Regions from separate parts of the Homo sapiens genome. Here region 1 is linked to region 2. A link is a contact called in ENCODE Hi-C or POLR2A ChIA-PET data. All regions are on one chromosome and are shown on one strand. The core of a region is the stretch at or near the end of the contact, and the rest is flanking DNA. Distances in the headings are between cores, read along the strand shown. Region 1 overlaps LINC02669 (long intergenic non-protein coding RNA 2669). Region 2 overlaps LOC105376360 (a long non-coding RNA gene).

Region 1 (4,262 bases), core at 995-3,494, 220 kb after region 2:
GAATGTGGGTGTGTGGAACCTTCCCCACCCCACCGGACCGCATTTCCCAGTAACAGGATGGATGCCATCCATTCGACTTTGCACCATCTCCAGGTCTCCAAAGACCCACGTATGACGGAAAGAAACATTTGCCAACATGAGGCCTGCCTTAGCCACCAGCAGCCACTTAGAAGACACCGTGAAATCAGGAAATGAGATTCTCAGGCTTCACAGGGTCTTTGTTAATGTTGCTTTCTTGGTTTCCTAAAATCCATTTTTTTAAATTAAAAAAAAGTCCAGCTCAGAAGTAAATGGCTTAATTTATCCTAAGACTATTTTGGAAACATACACCTTCAGACTTGCAGCTAGATCTAATTTATCCCTAGACAACGGCCTTTCTGAGGTCCCTGAATCATAAACTCCATTCTCAAACCAGTCATTGAAAAAGATACAGTATATACACTCTGCCCAAGAAATATGATTTTTTCCTGCAAGGAGACAGAAAAGAGGAAAGACACTTGAATTTGTTCAGCCTTTCCTTTGTTATTTTTATTTCAAATGAGTGGAGTGTTTTAAAAGCTTCATCTACAAAATTAGGGGGTAAAAATCACAGCTACAGAAAGCTAAAAGCATCCATCCAATGGCATCAAATATTTATGGGTGTAAACTTTGAATGAAAGATCTCAAGTCACTTTGAAATGTTTTAAGTGAATAATTAAATTTTAAAGCAACCACTGTGCCGGCGCGGTCGCTCACGCCTGTAATCTAGCACTTTGGGAGGCCGAGGCAGGCGGATTGCCTGAGCTCAGGAGTTTGAGACTAGCCTGGGCAACATGGCTAAACCCCATCTCTACTAAAAAAGTAGCTGGGCGTGGTAGCTCGCACCTGTAATCCCAGATACTCGGGAGGCTGAGGCACGAGAATCGCTTGAACCTGGGAGGCGGAGGTTGCAGTGAGCCAAGATAGTGCCACTGCACTCCAGCCTGGGCAACAGAGTGAGACTCTGTCTCAAAAAAGTAAAAATAAAATAAAATAAAACAACCGCTGGAAGGCCTGGTGCTGTGAGTGGCACCGTCGTTGCAAGGACCACACTTGGGCCTGTTTCTGCCGCTTGGTCATGAGACAGAACAGAATCCATTGGGGATGTTATGGAGAAGGACAACGTGGCTAAACTGAAGGAAGAATTTTCTCTTTTTTTCTTTTTCTTTCTTTCTTTTTTTTTTTTTTTTTTAGAGACGGAGTTTCTCTCCTATAGCCCAGGCTGGAGTGCAATGGCATGATCTCGGCTCACTGCAACCTCTGCCTCCCGGGTTCAAGAGATTCTTCCGCCTCAGCCTCCCAAGTAGCTGGGATTATGGGTGCCCGCCACCACGCCCTGCTAATTTTTGTATCTTTAATAAAGACAGGGTTTCACTATGTTGGTCAGGCTGATCTTGAACTCCTGACCTCATGACCTGCCCGCCTCGGCCTCCCAAAGTGCTGATATTACAGGCATGAGCCACCAAGCCCAGCTGAATTTTCTATTAACCCTGACTGAGCAGCAATAAATAGGCCACCAGTAATAGAGAACATCAGGTTAGCTGAATGGACAGCTGTCAGCAGCAGAAAGAAGGTTTTTAATTGAGGAGGAAGTTAAATTACATTCACTTAAAGGTTACATTCAGTTCTGATATTTTGATGCATGTTTTACAAAATATTGTATTCTACGGCAAGAGTTATTGCTCTCTACACTTTCCTTGGGAGGAATTACATCATGGTCCACTGTCCCCAAGAAAAACCCTTGAGGAGATACAGGCTTCAGAGTTCTTCTTTTCTTTTTCAATCTTCAAAATATGGTATATTCACCATATTTTTCCACAGGACCCTAAGCAGGGCTAGAGCAGTCATCTATTTGTAAAATACGTTAATACTTCTGTACTAATTGTATACATATTCAGAATAAAGGACTTAGAAAGCTTGTCATCAATATTGTATAAATCTGCTCACTTTTTGCTGCCATATGTATTTTGGTGTCAGTTCTACAAATATGACTTTGTTTTCAGACTTTTCCTGATTTTAGAATTTGCACATGAGAAATCATATCTTAGATTTTAGAATCAGCCATTACCAAGGTTTAACTCTGGCCCCATCTGCTAAAAGACATGTCCTTGAGCAAACGATTTCATCAGTTTCTCTTTAGCATGTTACGATGGGGGTTAGAAAAGGCTGAGCGGCATGTCCCTGTGTGATAGTACATTCCAAACCTATGACTGGAAATAAAAAGCGTTGTATTTTCACTGAGGTCAGAGAAAAACATCAGAGCTTACTAGAAGATGCGTGCCCTCCTTCCTAGAGTAAAAGCTCTTTGAAGTAGCATTTGTATGTTTTTGTGTTTGCAGCCAGTACTCTATACTCTAATTTTCTAAAATTAAATTGAATTACAGTGAGGAAAGAGAAATTCGGTGAAGAGATGAAAAGACTCCTGAGTCATTCTGAAGGCTTCTCTGGAAGGAAGCCCTAGAATTCACTTTTGCAGTGCTTTCAGAAGAGGATGAAATCAGCCCCTTCCAGCCTCAATCGTCCTGCCCCACAGAAGGCCTTGGGGATAATAGCCCTGAGGTCCCTTCTTTTCCTGTATTCTTAAGAATTCACAGTTCTTTTTGGAGAGGAAGATGGCAAATTAATAATAATAATGATAGTAATGTAACAATAATAATAAAACAAAGACCTACCTTAGAGTTGTCAATTAAACAGTACCAATATATAGCTCAGGTAGTTTGTGTTTGATAAGATGATTCACTTTGCACCAGGTTTGAGAATATCCTGTTGTACTTCTTTGCAAATTCTTTTCTGAAACAGGATGTTTTCATTGTCTTACAATTGCTGCTATAGAAAAGAAAGGCCCTGATTTGAAATAGGCTGGTAACCCCTACTGGGAGAAAGCAGTAGTCCCTGTGTCAAAGCCTTTCCTCAAAACGAAAGTCATGTTGCTTTTGGGATGAATTCCGGGGGCTGAAGGCCTGCTGTAGCTCCCTGTAAATCAGACTTCCTGGCTAGATTAAGCACTCAACAATGCTGAACAGACCGCAAATGTTATTGCAAGCAAAATCCTATTTTAATCTGCCCTCCTGACTCTTGGAATGTTAAATTCAACTGCAACTTGGAAAGTTCCATCCCTTTGATCTCCCATCGAAGTGGGCTTATTTTTGAAGTAAAAGCTGCTTACTTTGGGATTTGACGTCTTTAAAAGTACTTTTTTTAAGTCAAATACGTTAAGCATCCTCTCTGATTCATGAAAAGGCAGTTTTTCTTTCCCTTGGGATGCTGTATTTATATGAAGGCATGGGAGGCAGGGAAGAACAATGTGGAATGTGTGAGTTTGTAAGATGTTCACATTCCCAAAATAAATGGGATCTGCTGCTTTAAGGGTAGTAGGCAGTGTGGGTAGGTGCCCGGTGCAATTGACCTCCTTGCTAGAAAATCACAGATCATTAGCACTGGCAGTGACTCTGTTATGTTTACAACCCATTGCAAAACAGCAGTGAAAACAAAGCAGTGTGGGTGAAACACAGAATCTATCATCTATCACGCTTTGCCTAGTAAAGCTCTGTAAGTGCTGGCATCTTTGCTGAGAACCCAGACAAGCCCTCTTCTGTTTGGGCATAGGATAGTTCTGACCTAGAAATGACCACCTAGAAACAGGCAGAACCAGAACATGGTATTTAGAGGAAAGAGGAGGAGGGAGGAGGAATCGGCTTAGCAATGACCCACAAGTATTCAAAGGGTGTCCTACACAATGCTGTGTGGCACCCTTGGCCAGACTGCAGGTGCCTTCAAGCTGAAGGCTTTATCAAGATAGATGGACAGGTTCTTCAGGCCCAGTGGAGCTTTACAGGGAGGTGCAGGGAGGAAGAGAAGTTCTGAGATCCTGCTGCAACCTGCCCACCACTCTTCATTCCTGCCGATCATGGGTAGTTAGGGTATGTGACCATGCCCTCCATTCAACCTTGTAAGATTAAGCTCTTTCTCTACAATGTGACTCAACTCATAAGTGACCTTCTATGGAAATGAATTCACTTTGCAGCAGTGATTACTGTAATGACCTCTTGCTCCTCCATGGTGGCTTTCATCTGAGAAGCTTCAGCACCTTCTAAACAATAATTAGCCACACCACTATGTGGTCTTCGCAATTGAATAAATTAAGCACAATCAACCTTGAACTACCTGAATCTTAATGACTTACATGGGGCCACATAATGGCTAGTGGCACACCACGAAGAACCTGAGAACGTCCATGTCTAGTC
Region 2 (3,767 bases), core at 98-2,597:
GGACGGAGTGGTGGGTTTGTGGGGCATCTGAAGGCCAGTGGGAGGACTTTGGCTTTTGCCCCCAGAGACATGAGGAGGCCTTTGGGAGCGTGGAATAGCAGAGACACATCTGAATCATACTTTCTCTCTTCACTCTGACTGTCATGCGAAGAAGGGGGGTTGGGGTTGAAGGCTACAGAGGGGTGAGGTGAGGAGGTCACGGTGTGCCGGGTGACCCCTCCCAGGGAGGCGGCAGCAAAGGCGCCAAGACCTAGGACTCTGGGTCCTTGTTGCAGGCATATCTAGAGGGATGATTGTGACGGCAAGAAGGCAAGGCTGGCAGGGAGAACACGTCCAACCTCATATCCCCTCTGTGATGGTGTGAAAAGGTCAGACCAGCGATAGGCTTGGGCGCCATATCAGTGTCTTCCTCTAGTAAATAACGGAGACAGCGGCAAGCAGTTCCATGTGCATGTGGTTCTTAGCACCCACATACCTAACCTGACTTTTCATGTATTTATTTTTGTTGAGACAGAATTTCGCTCTGGTTACCCAGGCTGGAGTGCAATGATGCGATCTCAGCTCACTGCAACCTCTGCCTCCTGGGTTCAAGTGATTCTCCTGCCTCAGCCTCCCGAGTAGCTGGGATTACAGGTGCCCGCCACCACACGCGGCTAGTGTTGTATTTTTAGTAGAGACGGGATTTCACCGTGTTGGCCAGGCTGGTTTGATTCTCACTTTGATTTATTTGAGGAAGCTTGTATTATCATTCCAATTTAGAGATGAAGAAACGGGGAAAAGAGTTTAGTTGAGTTGCCCAAGGGGACATAATTTGGATATGATGTCACAATTTAAACCCAATGTGAGGAGCATCTTGCAGAGTTGCTGTGAATAGCGAAGAAAAATGCAAGCGACTTCAGGGTTTGAAAATATTATATGAGTTTGTACGAAGATGTGCTATTTACAAAACACGCTTGTTTCTCAAGCCTTATTTAGCAATGCTAGGTATGTTTTTTTCTGATAGCAGTAAGAACAGGAAGGAACAGATGAACAAAGAGACCACAGGCACATTTGATGTGTAGTATTTCCATCTTTGGGGATGTTACAGCTATGTGACTATCTATTTAATTCTACATTAACATAACTTTATTTGACTCAGAAAATCAATAGACTATTTTTCCAGGCTGCAGTTTGGCAACAACCTATGGCCTGAGAATCGAATGACTTAAGATCCATCCTGGCTTCCCCGCCGGCTGAAGTGCAGCCTCTGGGCAGGCGACCCGCAGAGTTAGAGCCATCTGAGTCCCGGGCCAGCCTCACCTCCAGAAGGTGATGCCTGCTCTTTGTTTTCAGACCACACAACACACACAGGGGCGGGGCTTTGCAGAGCGCTCTGGCCTCCAACACGTATCACCTATACGCTAAACAGTTACTTTTCCTGTATTGTGTAACTTACCCAGAAACTTGCGTTCAGCAAGCCTCCGGGGATAAAAATACAATCCTACCGTGTAAAAATATCCTTTCTTCTCGGATTTTCTCTACCCCTTCTAGAGTTTCCCCCAGGGCAGATGCAAGGGGGCACTCTCCTGGGCCTCAGCCTGCCTGGTCTCCCTGAACTGAAGCCTGCTCGACAACAGTACGGGATTGCACAACACCCCCGCTCAGCTCCAGCCCCCGATCTGGAAGCTGCTGAAGAGAGAGATACCTCGACTTTTATCTGATTCTCCAACTCTCCGCATTCCAGAAAAGCAACTCAAGATCTAATTTGCTTAGTCATTTAGTTGAAACTGCAGTAAGAGAGGTGGCAGAGAAAGTGAAGCAGTAGCCAAATTAGATAAGGAAAAAAAAAAGTGAAAACATGTTTCGTTTTGTTTTTTTAAGATTCAAATAAAAACCATGATTTATTTATTTATTTATTTATTTTTTATTGCTCAGGATTAATTTCCCTGCTGTTTAAAATGTCCACAAAAGGCTGGGCACGGTGGCTCACGCCCGTAATCCCAGCACTTTGGGAGGCCAAGGTGGGTGGATCACGAGGTCAGGAGATCAAGACCAGTCTGGCCAACACGGTGAAACCTCGTCTCTACTAAAAATACAAAAATTAGCCGGGCATGGTGGTGGGTGCCTGTCATGGCAGGAGAATCACTTGAACCCGGGAAGCAAAGGTTCCAGTGAGCTGAGATGATGCCACCACACTCCAGCCTGGGTGACAGAGCGAGACTCCATCTCAGAAAAGAAAAATGTCCACAATATGCAGTTATGGGACAGAAATGACCCTGTCCACCTCTGTATTCATTCCTTCATTCTCCTTTCACTCGGAGGGCGAGTATAAAGTCCTCGCAGTACATGGTGCCCTGGAATAGAGACTGCATTTCCATGGAGATTTAGGGGAAAATGCCAATTAGTGTCTGAATCTTCTTATCACCGCTCAATGTAATGAAACGAAACAGGCATTCCCCAAGTGCCCATGGTACCTATGCAACGCCAACCCCTAGTTTGGGTAGAGCAGAAAAAATTCTGAGAACAGAAAAACCAAGTGTCTGTCCAAATGGTTTGTTATAAGAGAACAAACTTCACTTTCTGCCTCGACGACTTGTGGGCACGCAGAGAGGAGGCTACCAGGAATCTTCTGCTGTGGATTTTCACCTGAGCTGTAAGTGTGAGCACCTCCCTCCTTAGTGCTCGGACTTGGAACAATCAAACCTTGGGCTCTCCGGCATCACAGAGACAAGAAAAGCTTTTCTCTGTTGGGTAAATTATTAATCGTGGCACTGTATCCCCCTTGACATCAATAAAGTCACGACAATCAATTTGTCATGGTCCAGTGTGTGCTCATGACCGACTTGCCCTGTAATGTAGGTCAAACTTGGATTTGATGCTCTGATAACCAGAGACGTGGGATGAAAGTGGGGTTTCTCCTGGTCTGGCAGAACATGGCTTCCATGTCTGAAGCTTCCAGGAGGCAAAGCACATCGGCAGAGCAGGGAGCTCAGCCCTCGACGCGGGGCAGAAGAGCCACAATGCAGGAACTTACTATCCACAGTCACTACCACGCCGCTGTGGTTGCACCCAGGGAAGGAAGTGGAGAGAAAGGCACGGCTGGCTTGGAACTCCTGCTTCTGGTTCCGTTTTGCTGCATCAATAGGTGAAAAATAACTTTTTTTTTCCTCTAAGGAGAGAGTATCAGAATAGAAATAGTGTATCCTCCAAATATATTTCAGAAACAGGGAAAAAAGGAAAAATGCTTAATCAATTTCTCTTAAAAAAGAAAAAGAAAAAGAAAAAGAAGCAGCAGCCAGCAGGCAAGTGCGGTTAAGAGTGACTGAGCTGGCTTTTCCCCTCTGCCAGGCTGCCTACCTGTGTGGGTTGGAGCCAGCCCTGCAGTGCAAAGCTGGGTGGGCAGAGCCTACCTACTCCTTTTCAGCAGCAAGCCTTGTGAATGGCCCGGCCGGGGCAAATAAGCCAGGTGACTGTGGTGAAGCTTCCTGGGCATCCACCTGCCCCCATCTGCCGTGTTCCCTGCACTTTGAGGCTTCCAGGTGTACAGCTATTTGAAGCCACTCAGACACCAGGGTTTGCCTCCATCTGCCGTCCTGGGGAGACACTGGCTGCTCCTGACATGGGTGCTGGGTCTGCCTGGAACAGCCAGAGGCGTGGCCTCACCAGCATCCTCTGAGCTGGGTGAGCTGCAGGCAGGGACTCTTCTGCAGCCAGTCCCGAAAAGAGCAGGACACGCCTGTGGGAATGGCGCGGGTCTTCCACACCGAGTCTCTGTGCATTGTCCGAGA

The links. Hi-C counts contacts between places; a loop is a spot of excess contacts on that map. ChIA-PET counts read pairs that join two places held with the same protein, here RNA polymerase II (POLR2A). Pooled maps may share reads with other maps.
Region 1: a map of naive thymus-derived CD4-positive, alpha-beta T cell shows a loop between it and region 2 (5-fold over the local background). The contact joins two enhancer-like sites. A Hi-C loop is called at or near these places in 4 of 168 maps with a recorded cell type or tissue (Calu3, MCF 10A, PC-9 and 1 more) and 9 of 50 pooled maps. POLR2A ChIA-PET finds 5 or more read pairs at or near these places in 1 of 52 experiments (CD4-positive, alpha-beta T cell).

The regions. Positions count from the first base shown.
Region 1 is chr10:3,451,118-3,455,379 of GRCh38, reverse strand. All of the region lies in intron 3 of LINC02669 (long intergenic non-protein coding RNA 2669), which reads left to right. The region is part of intron 1 of LOC105376360 (a long non-coding RNA gene); the gene reads right to left. LOC124902538 (a long non-coding RNA gene) reads right to left here. Exons shown (of 2, transcript XR_007062362.1): 1 at 2,691-4,262. Among named protein-coding and RNA genes, the nearest start is that of LINC02669, 50 kb to the left of the region's middle. RefSeq lists an enhancer at 2,481-3,118. Within about 2 kb of position 2,244, at least 4 of the 41 ENCODE cell types and tissues checked have a DNase peak (open chromatin) inside an H3K27ac peak, as active enhancers do.
Region 2 is chr10:3,666,376-3,670,142 of GRCh38, reverse strand. All of the region lies in intron 1 of LOC105376360 (a long non-coding RNA gene), which reads right to left. Among named protein-coding and RNA genes, the nearest start is that of KLF6, 120 kb to the left of the region's middle. RefSeq lists an enhancer at 1,299-1,800. Within about 2 kb of position 1,347, at least 17 of the 41 ENCODE cell types and tissues checked have a DNase peak (open chromatin) inside an H3K27ac peak, as active enhancers do.